Regions from separate parts of the Homo sapiens genome. Here regions 2, 3 and 4 are each linked to region 1. A link is a contact called in ENCODE Hi-C data. All regions are on one chromosome and are shown on one strand. The core of a region is the stretch at or near the end of the contact, and the rest is flanking DNA. Distances in the headings are between cores, read along the strand shown. Region 1 holds the start of ZNF155 (zinc finger protein 155). Region 2 holds the start of ZNF420 (zinc finger protein 420). Region 3 holds the start of ZNF585A (zinc finger protein 585A). Region 4 holds the start of ZNF570 (zinc finger protein 570).

What was found. Hi-C counts contacts between places; a loop is a spot of excess contacts on that map. Pooled maps may share reads with other maps.
Region 2: a loop to region 1 is called in a pooled map, with 15 times the contacts of the local background. The contact joins the promoter of ZNF420 here to the promoter of ZNF155 in region 1. A Hi-C loop is called at or near these places in 5 of 50 pooled maps.
Region 3: a pooled map shows a loop between it and region 1 (9-fold over the local background). The contact joins the promoter of ZNF585A here to the promoter of ZNF155 in region 1. A Hi-C loop is called at or near these places in 5 of 50 pooled maps.
Region 4: a pooled map shows a loop between it and region 1 (9-fold over the local background). The contact joins the promoter of ZNF570 here to the promoter of ZNF155 in region 1. A Hi-C loop is called at or near these places in 6 of 50 pooled maps.

Annotation. Positions count from the first base shown.
Region 1 is chr19:43,982,609-43,986,263 of GRCh38, forward strand. ZNF155 (zinc finger protein 155) reads left to right here and starts at 1,580. Exons shown (of 5, transcript NM_198089.3): 1 at 1,580-1,637. RefSeq lists a silencer at 1,277-1,476.
Region 2 is chr19:37,076,712-37,080,366 of GRCh38, forward strand. ZNF420 (zinc finger protein 420) reads left to right here and starts at 1,722. Exons shown (of 5, transcript NM_144689.5): 1 at 1,722-1,859; 2 at 3,634-3,655. LOC105372390 (a long non-coding RNA gene) reads right to left here and starts at 1,486. Exons shown (of 2, transcript XR_001754095.2): 1 at 1,387-1,486. RefSeq lists a silencer at 1,178-1,467 and an enhancer at 1,558-1,797.
Region 3 is chr19:37,170,791-37,174,445 of GRCh38, forward strand. ZNF585A (zinc finger protein 585A) reads right to left here and starts at 1,905. Exons shown (of 5, transcript NM_001288800.2): 1 at 1,837-1,905. RefSeq lists enhancers at 1,806-1,995, 1,837-2,131.
Region 4 is chr19:37,467,682-37,471,336 of GRCh38, forward strand. ZNF570 (zinc finger protein 570) reads left to right here and starts at 1,675. Exons shown (of 5, transcript NM_144694.5): 1 at 1,675-1,876; 2 at 2,623-2,706. The coding sequence starts at 2,674. It also overlaps a transcript of ZNF569 not described here. RefSeq lists an enhancer at 1,350-1,849.

The sequences.
Region 1 (3,655 bases), core at 330-2,829:
CAGCTACTCGGGAGGCTGAGACAGAAGAATGGCATGAACCTGGGAGGCAGAGCTTGCAGTGAGCCGAGATCGCGCCACTGCACTCTAGCCTGGGCGACAGAGCAAGACTCCGTCTCAAAAATAAAATAAAATAAAATAAAATAAAATAAAATAAAATAAAATAAAATAAAATAAAAGCCAGGCAGGCTATGATATTTTGTGACTAAAAAATATTGGTACTGAGAGGTGGGCTTGCTGCTGCAACAAATACCTAAAAATGTAGCAGTCTTTGGAACTATGTAATGGATAGAGTCTAGAAGAGTTTTTACATGTATGCTAGGAAAAGCCTACATTGCCATGAATGGACTGATAAGGACAATTCTGGTTAGCGCTCAGAAATAGAGAATAAGAACTGTAGAGAAAACATCAATCTTGTTAGAGCATACCTAGGTAGTCATGATCAGAATGTTGGTAGAAATATGGACAGTAAAGGCCATTCTGAAGACCTCAGTCAGAAATGTTGAACATGTTATTGGAAGAGAAGAGAGCTTCTTGTTATAAAGGGACAAAGAATTTGGCTGAATTATATTCAGGTGCTAGTGTTTTATGGAAGGTAGAATTTGTGAATGATATAATTGTTTATCTGAATTAATTTCTAATCAAAGTGTTGAAGTTGCTTGAATCATCTTGACTACCCGTAGTGAAAGGCACGAAGTGAGGAATGACTGAAATAATTATTAATTAAAAGGGAAACAGAACTAAAATTTTTAAAAGTTTACAGCCTATCTACTTTGGAAAAAAAAAAAAACAGGAAACCTGAAGAATACAAGGGTATGGTTAAGCAACTAACTAATTCATGAATTTAGTATGGATTGGCCATGTCAACTGAAGCCAGGACCTATTGTCCAAGACAATGGAAGAATGACCCCAAAGGCATTTCACAGATTATGGCAGCTTCTCCTCCCATCACAGGCCCAGAGTGCAAGGACCTGGGGGACAGAAAGGGCCTTTGATGCCAGATATACCCTAATATATTAGGCACAGTTTCCTGCCTACTACGATTGAGCGTGTCAATAAATTTTTATCTCTTGGGAGGGCAGAACAGAGCAAGGATACAGCTGTAACTGGTTTAGAAATAGCAGTCACTCAATTTTCAGAGAAGTGTTCCTCATACTGTGGTTGGCACAGTCACTTTATCTAAAGAAAACCATGAAAAGTATTCTTTTTTAGTTTAGAAAAATTGATATAGAACATGAGACTCCATTTTTTTAAAATAAAAATATAGGTTGATAGGCCAGAATTCACAGGTCCACCTGCCTGAGCCAAAATTCTCACGCCTCCACAGAGCAAATGGACTCCATTTCCCAAGATACCAGCGAAACGCCTGCGGGAGTCTAATTGCCCGGTCGATGCGCAGGAAATTTGGCTCCCGCAGGCGTTTCGCGAGTAGCTTGGGAGGCGTGGGAATTTTGGCCCAGGCAGGAGGACCTGTGAATTCTGGGAAGTGGAGTCCATTTGCTCTGTGGAGTCGTGGGAACTTTGGCTCAGGCAGGCGGATTCGGGGGATTCTGGGAAGTGTAGTCCAGACGCCTGTGGCATCATCGACACTTCCGGTCTCCGAGCAGGACACTGCTACTTAACAAGGTGGTTTGAGCCAAGTATGTGTCTTGCGGGTCTTTGCGAAAGTGAACCAGTTATTAGGGGCGCCTAACGACCTGGGGGGTCAACTAAGGGGGTAAGAAGCCCTGGAGAAGACCTGAGGTTTGGAGATGCGAGGGGTGGGAGGGAAGTTTCGTTGCCGTCGATGGAGCCTTCTGGCGTTGGGGGCTGTACTCAGGTCCACCGGAGGAGTCGTCGGGGGTTCGGGGGGGGCGGGGAAGAACTCTGTCTAGTCTTGTGTGCCTGTTTAGAGGGTTTTCCAGGTGTTTGACCTCGTTCAGTCCGCCTCCCTCCACTCTTAAGTGTGCGACCTCTTTCTCGCGATATAACGTGGGGTGTTACTTAATCTCCCTGTACCTCCCATTGCCGTTTTTTAAATGAGGATTTCAGGACCATCCTGATAGAATTGTTTTAGGAGTTGAAAGTTGTGGTATAAAACAAAGACTTAACAGCTCCTGTCACTTGGTGTCCTGTTAATTTCCCGCGAAGTGGTCAGGTGCCCGGGTGGGGTCAGAGCTCCAGCTGCTCCGGCCCTTCTCTTGGAGCCCGGCAGGGCTCTGGATGATCCCGGACGCCTCTGACCTCTTTTTAGGAAGGCGTGGGTTGCATCCACGTTTCACGAAGGGAGAGGAGCATTTAACTTGTATCCGGGACGGCGACGCAGAGTGTTTGACAGCTTTCTCCTTCCCCAGCCTGACTTTTCTAAAAGAGCTGCAGGGAGGGACTTGGCTACTGAGGACAAAGCTGTCTACACGAGTGGTCTTTGGCTTTTCTCTTTTTAAAAAAAAGTTATTTATTTTGTTAGTCTGTTTTTATTATTGTTATTATTTGAGAATGAGGTTTGCTCTGTCTCCCAGGCTGGAGTGCAGCAGTGGCGCGATCTTGGCTCACTGCAACCTCCGCCTCCTGGGTTCAAGCGATTCTCTGTCCTCAGCTCCGGAGTAGCTGGGATTACAGGCATGCGTCACCATGCCCGGCTAATTTTTGTATTTTTAGTAGAGACGGGGTTTCACCATGTTGGCCAGGCTGGTCTCGAACCTGTGGTCCTAAGTGATCCGCCTGCCTCGGCCTCCCAAAGTGCTGGAATTACAGGTGTGAGCCACCGCGCCGGGCCGGTTTTTTCTTTTACAGAGATGTTCACCTCAACCAAGAGTGTATAGGATGTGTCCTTGGGCATGGGTGTTGATAATAATTAAACCTTAATTGGTAACTTAATTCTAAGGGCTTTATGGAAATAAATACATTTACGCCACACCATGGCTCTGTGGAAAGGTATTGCTCTTTTTCTTTTTTTTTTTTTTTTTTTTTTCCTGAGACGGAGTCTCGCTCTGTCGCCCAGGCTAGAGTGCAGTGGCGCGATCTGGGCTCAGTGCAATAGGCCGCCTCCCAGGTTCAGGCGATTCTCCTGCTTCAGCCTCCTAAGTAGCTGGGATTACAGGTGCGCACCACCACGCCCAGCTAATTTTTGTATTTTTAGTAAAGATGGGGTTTCACCGTTTTGGTCAGGCTGGTCTGAAACTCCTGACCTCGTGATCCGACCGCCTTGGCCTCCGAAAATGCTGGGATTACAGGCGTGAGCCACCGCGCCCGGTCGCTCTTTTCCATTTTAAATATGGGAGTGAGACACCTGGTGCTTAGTTCCCAGTAGAATGAGGTACAGCTGGAGCTGGAACCTAGGCAGTTTGGGTCAGAGCCTGAGTTGATCATCCCTTGGATACATTTTCATTGAGGTAGAGGAACTAGCTGGAATCAGGTGGGGAAAGAGAGTTAGGACTTGATTGAAGGGACCTTGAGAGCAAGGCTCATAGACTTGGACTTCTGTAGGAGTCTTTTAAAAATTTGTCAACATCCTGTTTCACTTTTTATAAGGATTTTGTATTGTGGAACCATATCATTGTGGAGCATTTTAAAATTAGATTAATAGGAGGAGAAAACATGTTTTAAATTACCCATGAATCCAAGATGTGAAGGTGCTAACTGTCTGATACAAGAGATGGAACTTCCAGTTCTCCTCCGT
Region 2 (3,655 bases), core at 472-2,971, 6.9 Mb before region 1:
TTTATGGCTGCATAGTATTCCATGATGTATATGTGCCACATTTTCTTAATCCAGTCTATCATTGATGGACATTTGGGTTGGTTCCAAGTCTTTGCTATCGTGAATAGTGCCGCAATAAACATACGTGTGCATGTGAATTGGACATAATTCTTGCCTGACTTTGACCCACTCTAACTCAGTGCAATTTAATTATCTATATTTCACATAGCTATGCCTGATCACACACACAGGTTCATTCCCTCAAGAATTCTGATCACCAAATTTGCTATTCCAGTCACATTACCGGTAAGAGATCAATGTATTTGATATATGGTCTTGCAAGACCAAGTTTTATTAATTTTTTTCCCTCTGAAGGAGTGGTGAAATTATACTCTATCTTCTCTGTGCTGGAAGTTCACAAGTTTTTGATTATTCAAAAATCATAAAAGGCCAAGAGGTCTTGAAGTAAGTAAAAATAAGTTCAGGTTTACCAACAAACTCTACAGCCTTAAGTTACTTTCTGCCGGCCAAGGTTTTCTCATCAGAAAATGAGGACAAGTGTTTGACCTAGAATTTGGGAAATCTGACTAGTGCTGTACTGTGCTAAAATTCACTCTTCTTATGTATAACGTTGTTTTATTATTTTATTAGTTGATGGCCTCTCAACCGTACCCAGTAATAAGAGAAACTTTACCCTCTAATTAGAAAATAATGGATATCTACTTTTGGCCTGCTGTGGCAGAGGAAAAGGCAGTTACCCTAGGACTGGTTTTGAAATAATCTTTCTAAAAACAAAGAAAAAACTACGTTAATTTTGGATTCTTCCCGATAACACATATATTTGATCCAATAGAAAAATGATGTCTAAATTACTTGTCAGATAAATTGATTATCTTTTCCAGATTATTACATTACTATTTAAGGAAGAAATAACTTGGCCATAGTATTTTCACTGTCACACACGATCACACACAGCTCATTTGCTCTTGGCACCCTTACAGACACTGAAATACAAGCACAAAGAAAGCACGTTTATATAACACAGATCACCAGTTACTCAATTACGGCCACACACAAAAAAGCAGATATACATACAGATACCCTTCATAAGCAAACCACAATAGAGATCTGTGTAAAATCGTCTTACTCTGTTAGACGATTCTACACAGTTATAAAATCCCATTACTACGCAGCTTAAAGTACAAATCACCTCACACCCCACAGCAGGAAGAATCACACACAGGCAGAAACACAACCATACACACCCGGCCACGGAAAGACTCTCAGTCCACCTGGCATCTCCCATTGTCACACACACCCCAAGGGCCTGGGAGGGCACACACAGGGTCCTCTGCAAATCCGAGGTTCCGGCGGGTCCCCGCACCGGCCCCAGCTCCTCCCCCGCACCTGCCTGGCCGGCGGGTCCCACCCTCTCTCCTGCCAGGGGTAGACCCTGGGACCACTCAGCTCGCTCTCGCAGGCCCTGAGCGTCTGACGCCTGCGCACTGAGCGCGGGCGGGCGGGCACTCCCAGAAACCTCCGGGGCGCTGCAGGCGGGACAAGCAGGTTCCACAGGCCGAGCCCACGAGCCCCTCGAGGGGTGAGCGGCCCGGGCCTCCTGGCGTTCTGGCCGGCTAGCCAAGCGCTGGACTACATTTCCCAGAGGCACGGCGTCCGGAGCGCTGGACTACATTTCCCAGAGGCACCGCTCCCGGAGCGTAGCTTCATTTCCGTTAGTTTGCGAGATTTGGAGGCCTCGCGTGGGGAGAGGGCCGCGTCTGTGGAGGAGCTTGGCTCCGCACCTGCTGGGCTGGCGAACCCGAAATTGGGCTTGGAACCCGGGAGCCAGATCTTGGACCCTGAACTGCACCTCTGTCAAGGTAGGAGTGTCCGGGATGCCGGAGCGGACACGCGCGGAGAAAGCGTCGCTGGGGTTACTCGTGTGGCCGTGTCTCCGGTTTTGTGTGCAGGCTACAGCCTGCCTGGTATTGGCGACTGCCTGTGCATACACGACTGGACGTGTGTGGCTGTGGTTTTGTGTATGAGCATTTGTATGAGTGTGAGTTGTGACTCTGAGGGTGTTTGTGACTGTTTGCTTACCTGGCTGGGATATACTTATGTGACTGTGATTTTATGTGTGCCGCGTGTATAATTGGGGTTTGCCTGTGACTATGAAGTGTGTGACAGTTGTGACAAGAGTGTTTGGATGTTCTTGTGTCACTTTGAGGTTGTGTGTAAACCTGATATCGTGGGATGGATTTGCCAGTAAATTTAAGGTGTGTGACAGTGTTGCTGTGACACGGTGTTTATTACCGCGTGTTTCCCTGATTTCGTACTGGGTTGGGTGACTGTCTGATTGTGTGTGACTGTGGGGTTGTGTGTGCTGTTTTCATGACTGTGTAAAGAGACTAAAATTGCAGCTTTGAAAGGGTGTTTTTGGCGGTATGTGTCTCTGACAAGGTGCTTGGATGTAATTATATGCCTTGTACTTAATGGGATTTTGTTTGAGACAAGGTGGTCTAACAATGTAGCATAATTGGGTGATTGTGCCTCTAGCTGTGTAACTGTGGAAATGTGATTATGTGTGACTTTATGTGGCCATTTGTATATTCTGTGACCTTATGGGGGTTTAGTCCAGTACAGAAGTAAATTTCTTTTTGGTATTTCTGGGGTTCATTTGGGGCTGAGGTCTGCCTATGGATTGTGAGTCCCATGTGGCTCTGTGCTCCTCCCATGTGGCTCTGAGGACTTAAGGACTTTTTGATTTGACCACAGTGGCTGCCCTTTCATCCATGGCCTGTATTGCTTCATTTCTGTATCCATCCTCGGTTCACCTTGGGAAATGTAGTTACTTACGAGTTCACGACTTCTTCCCTGCGTCCTCTTGCCTTATAGCCTTAAGGGGATTGGGTGCAGGGAAGTGGCAAGAAGTAAGGAAGTCAGACATTTGGACACCTGAGTGATGAATAGGAGTTATTTGCAAGTTACAGACCTGGTCTTAGGATGAGAATTTTAGGGCTGATAATACCTTCAAGACAGCCACTGGATGCTGTGCGCGGTGGCTCACATCTGTAATCCCAGCGCTTTGGGAGGCAGAGGCGGGTGGATTACCTGAGGTCATGGTTTCACCATGACCTCTACTAAAAATACAAAATTAGCTGGGCGTGGTGGCGCATGCCTGTAATCCCAGCTACTTAGGAGGCTGAGGCAGGAGAATTGCTTGAACCCGGGAGGCGGAGGTTGCAGTGAGCCAAGATCAAGCCACTGCACTCCAGCCTGGGCAACAAGAGTGAAACTCATTCTCTAAATAAATAAATAAATAGGCCACTGGAAATATAATGGGACTCCAGGAGTGGGAATAGTTTCAGAGGGAGTGCTTTAGGAGACAGCCACCCAGTTCTGAACCTGAAGCACCCCACTGCAGGACTGTCTCCAGTGTACAGCTTTGAATACAGAAATAAATTCAAGCCCAAGACAGCTGTGACCTGGCCCTTCTTTCTGATACAGAAGGTAGAAGACTTATTCTAGTCTCCTCCTGACTTTTCTTTATGTTAAATGAGATTAAGAGGATGGAGGAAGAGGGTATGTTATAATTTAGCATATTCCCCAAGAAAGGCCTAATATCTCATTCCATTTTTCTTTTTCTGAGAGTAGAGCCCAGAGGAGAAAGAATGGC
Region 3 (3,655 bases), core at 655-3,154, 6.8 Mb before region 1:
TTCAGAAATGAGGATGAAAATGCTTATCTCAAAGTTACAAAAATTAAATGAGATAATACTTGTAAAGTACTCAACACCTCCCAGGCACACAAAAATCATACAATACATATCAGCGATTACCATGCATTATCAGATATTAAAACAATATAAAAACAATGTAATAAAAACAAGTAAAACAATAAATATACCAGACAATATTGATCTATATATGTGATAAAAGTGGTATTCAAATGAGTGTGCATAAGACATTCATTGCATAAATGGCAGTGATATAATGCAGTGATATAACTGGCTGGCCACCTGGAAAAAAACAAACTAGATCTCCATCACACACTATTCAGTAGGCAAATGCCAGCAGGACTGATCACTTAATTATGTGTATTTGTTAAATCACAAAGACTATTAAAATAAATTTTAGAAGTATACATGTGTATAACACTGTGGTGGGCTGGGAGGGATCTTATTACACGTGAGAGGAAACACAGACTCTGTAACAGAAAAATCAGATACTTTTGATTAGATGATATTTCCTAACTTTATGTTAAAATATACCACAAAAAAAAGTAGGACAAAAGATATGAAAATTCACAGAAAAGGAAACAAATGGCAATTAACCAAATAAGATGCCAACTTTAGTAACTGGAAAATGCATTGGAGCAATTAGATATAATTTTCCCTCAAAATTTTAAAAACTTTTAAAATGCAACAATATCCACTGCTGGAAAAGCATCTGGGAAAATGAGTTATTTTATAAATTGTTGGTATAAGCTTGAATTGTTATATTTTGAGCTACTTAGTCATATCTATAAAGTATTAAAAATGCACATATGCCGGGCGCAGTGGCTCACGCCTGTAATCCCAGCACTCTGGGAGGCGGAGGCAGGTAGATCACCTGAGGTCAGGAGTTTGAGACCAGCCTGGCCAACATGGTGAATCCCCGTCTCTACTAAAAAATACAAAAAATTAGCTGGGCGTGGTGGCGGGTGCCTCTAATCCCAGCTACTCTGGAGGCTGAGGCAGGAGAATCCGTTGAACCCACTAGGCAGAGGTTGCAGTGAGCTGAGATCGCGCCACTGCACTCCAACTTGGGTGACAGAGCGAGACTCCATCTCAAAAAAAAAAAAAGTGCACATAGTTATTCCTAATAATTTCACATATATAAAGCAGAAAAAGAAGGACAAATGGACAAATAACCTTTCCAGAGTTGAGTACTTTACCTTCCTCTGTAATTAAGCAGACAAAATAATCTGTGAGGAGACAGATATATTTTTTGAATATATGCTTAATTAATATCTATAACAATACAATTAGAGAACATAGTACACTGTTTCTATGTAATAGATGTGACATTCATGAAAACTGACCACGAACTAGGTCATAAAGCAATTTTTCAATTTGACCATTAAACAGACATTACTTTAAAAAGGAACTTCTAAATAACTCATGGATCAAAGAAAAAACCACTTAGATTTGAACAATTTTTAATACAAAGATTCACCAAAACTTGAGAATTTTTATATTAAAGAAGACTGAAAATTAAAAAGCTGAACTTTCAACTCAGGTTAGAAAGCAAGCTGATTACAGTCCTCACCGATCACCATAACTGACCCTACAGGCTCTGTCACTGACCACAGACTCCCATCACTGACCCCCAAACCTCAATCACTCATCCCAAAGAGCTCCATCAATGACCTGAGAAATCCGTCACAATCAACAACGGACGCCACAGAACCCCATCACCGAAGCCTGAAACCGCAATCACTAACTCCACAGGCAACCTCGACACCCCCTATTACTGGCTCCACAGAAACCCCAATCGTGATCAACCAAAATCACCTCAAAGATTTATCGGTATTGGAATATGAAAATACTCCTGACACCAGCGGCAAAAAAGCCTTGGAAGACCACTTCCACTTCCGGTCCGACTTCTAGCACCTCCCCTTTGTAGGCTGTTGATATGGCGCATGCTCTGAATAAACTTGGAAGCCAGTTTCCTCGAACAGTCAACAGGGCGCAGACACAGCGCACAGGTTCCGTAATGTGGCGCTGTCCGGCAGAGAACATGGCCGCGCCCTTATGGTGTTTATTCGCGTGGGCCGCCATTTTGAAAGCATATCCATTCCGTAGAGCAGAGGAATTGGCCGCTGGCAGGGTTTCCTAGAGCGAGGCAGGTATAGTTACATAGGATGCTGGAGTGTGACCCTTGTCTGACTAGGCTTCTATTTCGGAGGAGAAAGTTACTGGAAATGTGGGTCTGGTGCTGTATGTTATATTTAGAAAAGCTAAGTTACCTTTCTGAATACAGGACACTGAGGATAATAATTACCAGGGAATAGAGGAGCCAGGGAAAAATCACCAAGTGAAGGGGATCCTGGGAGAAACCACAGGCAGATGATAGGAGGAATCAGGATAGTACAGTCCATTTTTTACAGACGCCATTCAGGGAAAAGGTGGAAAGGTCACTAGGGGAGTCATCTCTTGAGTGAAACCACCCTGAAAGTCTGAGAGACATCTGAATGAGTAGTAGGCTGCAGGAAGAGTGGTACAACTTTTAATGGGAGAAACCGCCTTGGGAAATAGGGTAGAAGTCCAATAGTATTAATACAATCCTCTCCTGGGAGATACCACCAGAGGAGGGAGGAGAAGTCCGGGCGTCCCCTTCTGAAGGGCTGGGTCGGGTGGGAAGGTGAATAGAGATTTGAATCACCCATTACCCTCCACACTAAATACCTCAAGTGCAACTATAGTAGGCAGCAATAATAACAACACTAATAGTCTTTAGTATGGCCAACGTGTTACTAAAAGCACCTAAAGAAGACTGTTTTTATTTACCTTGAAGTTAAAATATAATTAATAACAATCGCCTTACCATGTCAATGAAGCTTTAAGTGCAGTCTCTGACCCTTAGCTTCTCCTCTGTGGAAATTCTGAAACCTCCTTACTCCCCTTTTTGGAGGGTGTGGATGAGGAGTTGTAAAGATACAATTCCTTTCACTTGGTGAACTCCTAAACATGATTCACAGCTCAGCTTCTGACAGGAAGTTCTACCTGAACAGTGGTGGGAAATTACTACCCAATGTGTTCAGTTCCAGCAGGTGGGAAACTTGTTTTCAGGGAATTGAACCTACACTCTGATGTGGGCATGCTGGATGCCTTCAGGCCAGTTATGTCTGTCTCTGGGACTCGGCTTAAAAATATGTTTAGAGAATTAGACTCTGCTGATCTCAGGTTTTCTTTCTTCTCCGAAAGGACGGTCTAAGGAAACATCTGTGGAAGTCCGTTAGTAAACACACAATTTCTACCAAGGGGCTAAGAATTACTGTTGATTTTGTCAGTAATGCAGCTCTGTTAAAAAGAAGATGACTTAACTTTTAGGGATTCGTGTGGAAATATTTATGGGTGGAATAATATTAGCTTTAAAAACTCCACTGAGAAAAAAAAAACTCCACTGAGAAGGGGTATATGGTATTGCAAAAGAAAATGTTGATAAATGTTAAAGCAGAGTGATAAGTAGACAGAACTCATTATAATGTTCTCTTCCATAGTATTTGTGTGAAATTTTCATAGTAAATTTCTAATTTAAAAAGAAAGGAATTAAAAACATTTACAAGGAAACATCAAGAAGACAGCAGGTGTGGTCATAGTGTTAGGGAAG
Region 4 (3,655 bases), core at 425-2,924, 6.5 Mb before region 1:
CCTGACAGCGGCTAGAAGAGGGAGGAGTGACGTAGTGTGACTGTATGTGTGAAACTTCGGCCATGGAATTTGGAGTGGGGTTTCCAGGGCGAGAGACCCTGTCCAGTGACATCTGAGGTCGTGCGAATATGCGACCTTTTGTGTGACCATGGTCGCGTTTTATATTCTCGTGGCTGTTTGATTCTGACCTTGCAGTTTTGTCAGAGACAATGTGCATGTATTTGTTCTTTCTGGACTTCTCGATTGTGAGTGTGACAGTGTTATTGGATTTCATGACCCGGGATCGTGAGCGAAAAGTAGTGTGGCCAGACCGCCTGACTTCTAAACAGACTTGGCCTTACTAGCTGTGTCATCTCAGACTAGGTACTTAACTTCTCTATGCCTTTCGTGTTTTTTTTTTTTTGTTTGTTTTGTTTTTTTTGAGGCAGAGCCTCACTTTGTTGCCCAGGCTGGAGAGTGCAGCGGCGCGATGTTGGCTCACTGCAGCCTCGAACTCCCGGGCTCAAGCGATTCTCTGCCTCGGCCTTCCGAGTAACTGGGACCACAATCAAGGGACACTCCGCCCGGCTGATTTTTGTTTGTTTGTTAGTAGAGATAAGGTCTCGCTATGTTGCCCAGGCTGCTCTCGAACTCCTGAGCTCAAGCGATCCTCCCGCCTGGGCCTCAAAAAGTGCTAGGATTACAGGCATGAGCCGCACGGGGCCGGTCTTAATACCTTTAATAAAGAGATAATAGGCCGGACGCGGTGGCTCACGCCTGTGATCCCAGCACTTTGGGTGGGCAAAGCGCACGGATCATTTGAGGTCACGAGGTTTTTGTTTGTTTGTTTTTTAAGACGGAGTCTTGCTCTGTCGCTCAGGCTGGAGTGCAGTGGCGCGATCTCGGCTCACTGCAACCTCCGCCTCCTTTCGCCTCCCAGGTTCAGGCAATTTTTCTGCCTCAGCCTCCTGAGTAGCTGGGACTTAAGGCGCGTGCCACCACGCCCGGCTAATTTTTTTGTATTTTTAGTAGAGACGGGGTTTCACCATGTTGGTCAGGCTGGTCTCGAACTCCTGACCTCGTGATCTGCCCACCTTGGCCTTCCAAAGTGCTGGGATTACAGGCGTGAGCCACCGTGCCAGGCTGAGGGTAGCGGGTGGGAGACTGCCAGGAGTGTAGTGCGCTTGCGCAGTTTACCACCCTGCATCCCCCCCACCCCGCTCCCCTCCCAATTTTTTTCGGGTATCCAGCACAATTCTAGGAATTCGCCTCCCACCCATTTTGAGTAGACGCGCCACTAGCGCGTTCCCACGCACAAACCTTTTCCCTGCGGCCAACCTGCGATTCTCAACTCCCCGCCCTGGTTGCTAAGGGAGGCGCGCAGAGCGCTTGTGCCTGCGCACTTCCACACCAGCCCGTGTAGTGTGACGCTGGGCCCCGTCCCTGTGACCGGGCCAGGCTCGGAGCTGCAGGGAATCCGGACTTTCGGGCTCTCTGGAAGGCCGGGGAGAGGCCAGTGTGGGAGGACCTGGTGGGGAGGAGGCCGTGTTACAAACCCTGCGCGGAGCTGCACCGCTGCTGCCAGACACTGCGACGCCGCGACCTTTTCTACTCCGGACTACGTTTCCCAGCGGACCCCGCGGGAGTTGGGCCGGCGGCCCCTTTGTGTCCTCCGGGGGCGGAGGCAGCTGAGGCGCTTCTTTCCGGGCCCGTAAGGGCTGGGTTCCATCCAACTAAGGGTAGCGGTGAGACCCGAGTGCAGATTCCCCGAGCCTTCGGGGCAGGAAGGAGATCTTCCACCAGTTCTGTTCTGCAGGTCGGGAGTGGGCTGAGGAGTGGCGTGTGGGTCTCCGGAAGCTCGTCGCAGGCCATCTGTGTGACTCCGGTGCGAGTGGAGGTTGGTACCGTTCAGTGCGAGGCTGTCACCCCGTGTGCCTGTCCACGTCCTGTGTGACTGGGTGCGAGGAAGTCAATGGCACCGTGGAATGTGAGGCTGTGAGTTGAGGCGGGAGCGGGCGACTGTTCGCTGCACCTTGTTGGGCCGATACCCGCGGCTTCTTTGTGACTGGGTTGTGAGATTGTCGCTTGTGATAGATACCCTGGTGGCTGAGCCTTGCCGGTATGGGAAAGGGTGCCCGTGTGAGGCAGTCCATACCCATGGCCTCTGACTGTGGCGTGGGTAAGACGGTGGTTGGCACTGTAGTTTTTCAGACTCTGATTATGTGGGGGATTGAGTGAGAGACTGTGTGCCACGGAGAGGCTTTTAAAGCCAGCCCAAGTCATATCAATGTGCCACCAAGTTTCAGAATCACTGATTTATTGGAGAGGAGGATTGTGGGGTCAGGTCCTCTTTTATTTGATCTTGGTGCTCTTATTTGTTAGTTCTGTGTCTTTATGTGAAAACTTACATTCCTCTGAGTCTGTATTTGTAAAGCCTAGAACATCTGTTGTTAACCTAAGGAATTGGGAAATGATTTAGGCATCAGTTAAATTGTATGCAAACAAATTCCTAGGTCTCCATTATGCTCTCTCTATTGGAGGGAAGGTTGCAAGAGGAGGAAAGAGAATCCTAAAAAGTCTAGACTGGTGATTCTGGATGCTGCAAGAAAAGTCTAGTTTCTCATGTTCTTTTCCCCATCTCAGTCATCTGAGGCCACTGCTATTTCCCAAGAGAAGAGCCAGGAGGAAGAAAGAATGGCTGTTGGGCTTCTTAAAGCCATGTACCAGGTGTGTTGGTGTTTTCTCGATTTCCTGAATACCTGTCTGCTTTTCAAAACAAGCAGGTACTAATTTTCCTTCTGCTGAAACGTTTCTGGGTAACCAGTCATGTCCCTTATCAACACTCTCCATTGGATTCCCATCTTATTCAAGATAAACGCGTAAGTCCTTGTCTTGACCTGCAGGGCCCTGCATAATCTGGTCCCTGACTGTCCCTCTGACTTCATCTAATTTTTCTCATCCTGTCTTTAACTCAGTCACTCAGTTCCAGCAACACTAGCTTCCTTGTAATGTGGTGAGTACATTCTTATTTATTCTTTTTTTTTTTTTTTTTTTTTTTTGAGACAGAGTCTCACTCTGTTGCCAGGCTGGAGTGCAGTGGCGCAATATGGCTCACGGCAACATCCACCTCCTGGGTTCAAACGATTCTCCTGCCTCAGCCTCCCGAGTAGCTGGGACGATAGGTGTGCGCCATCACGCCCAGCTAATTTTTGTATTTTTAGTAGAGACGGGGTTTCACCATGTTGGCCAGGATGGTCTGAAACTCCAGACCTCAGGTGATCCACCTGCCTCGGCCTCCCAAAGTGCTGGGATTACAGGCGTGAGCTACCATGCCTGGCCAGTGAGTACATTTTTTTTTTTTTTTTTTTTGTTGAGACGGAGTCTTGCTCTGTCTCCAGGCTGGAGTACAGTGGCACGATCTAGGCTCACTGCAAGCTCTGCCTCCCAGGTTCACACCATTCTCCTGCCTCAGCCTCCCAAGTAGCTGGGACTACAGGCGCCCACCACCACGCCTGGCTAATTTTTTGTATTTTTAGTAGAGACGGGATTTCACCATGTTAGCCAGGATGGTCTCGATCTCCTGACCTCGTGATCCGCCCGCCTTGGCCTCCCAAAGTGCTGGGATTACAGGCGTGAGCCACCGCACCCGGCCACTGCACCCATGCATTCTTAATGC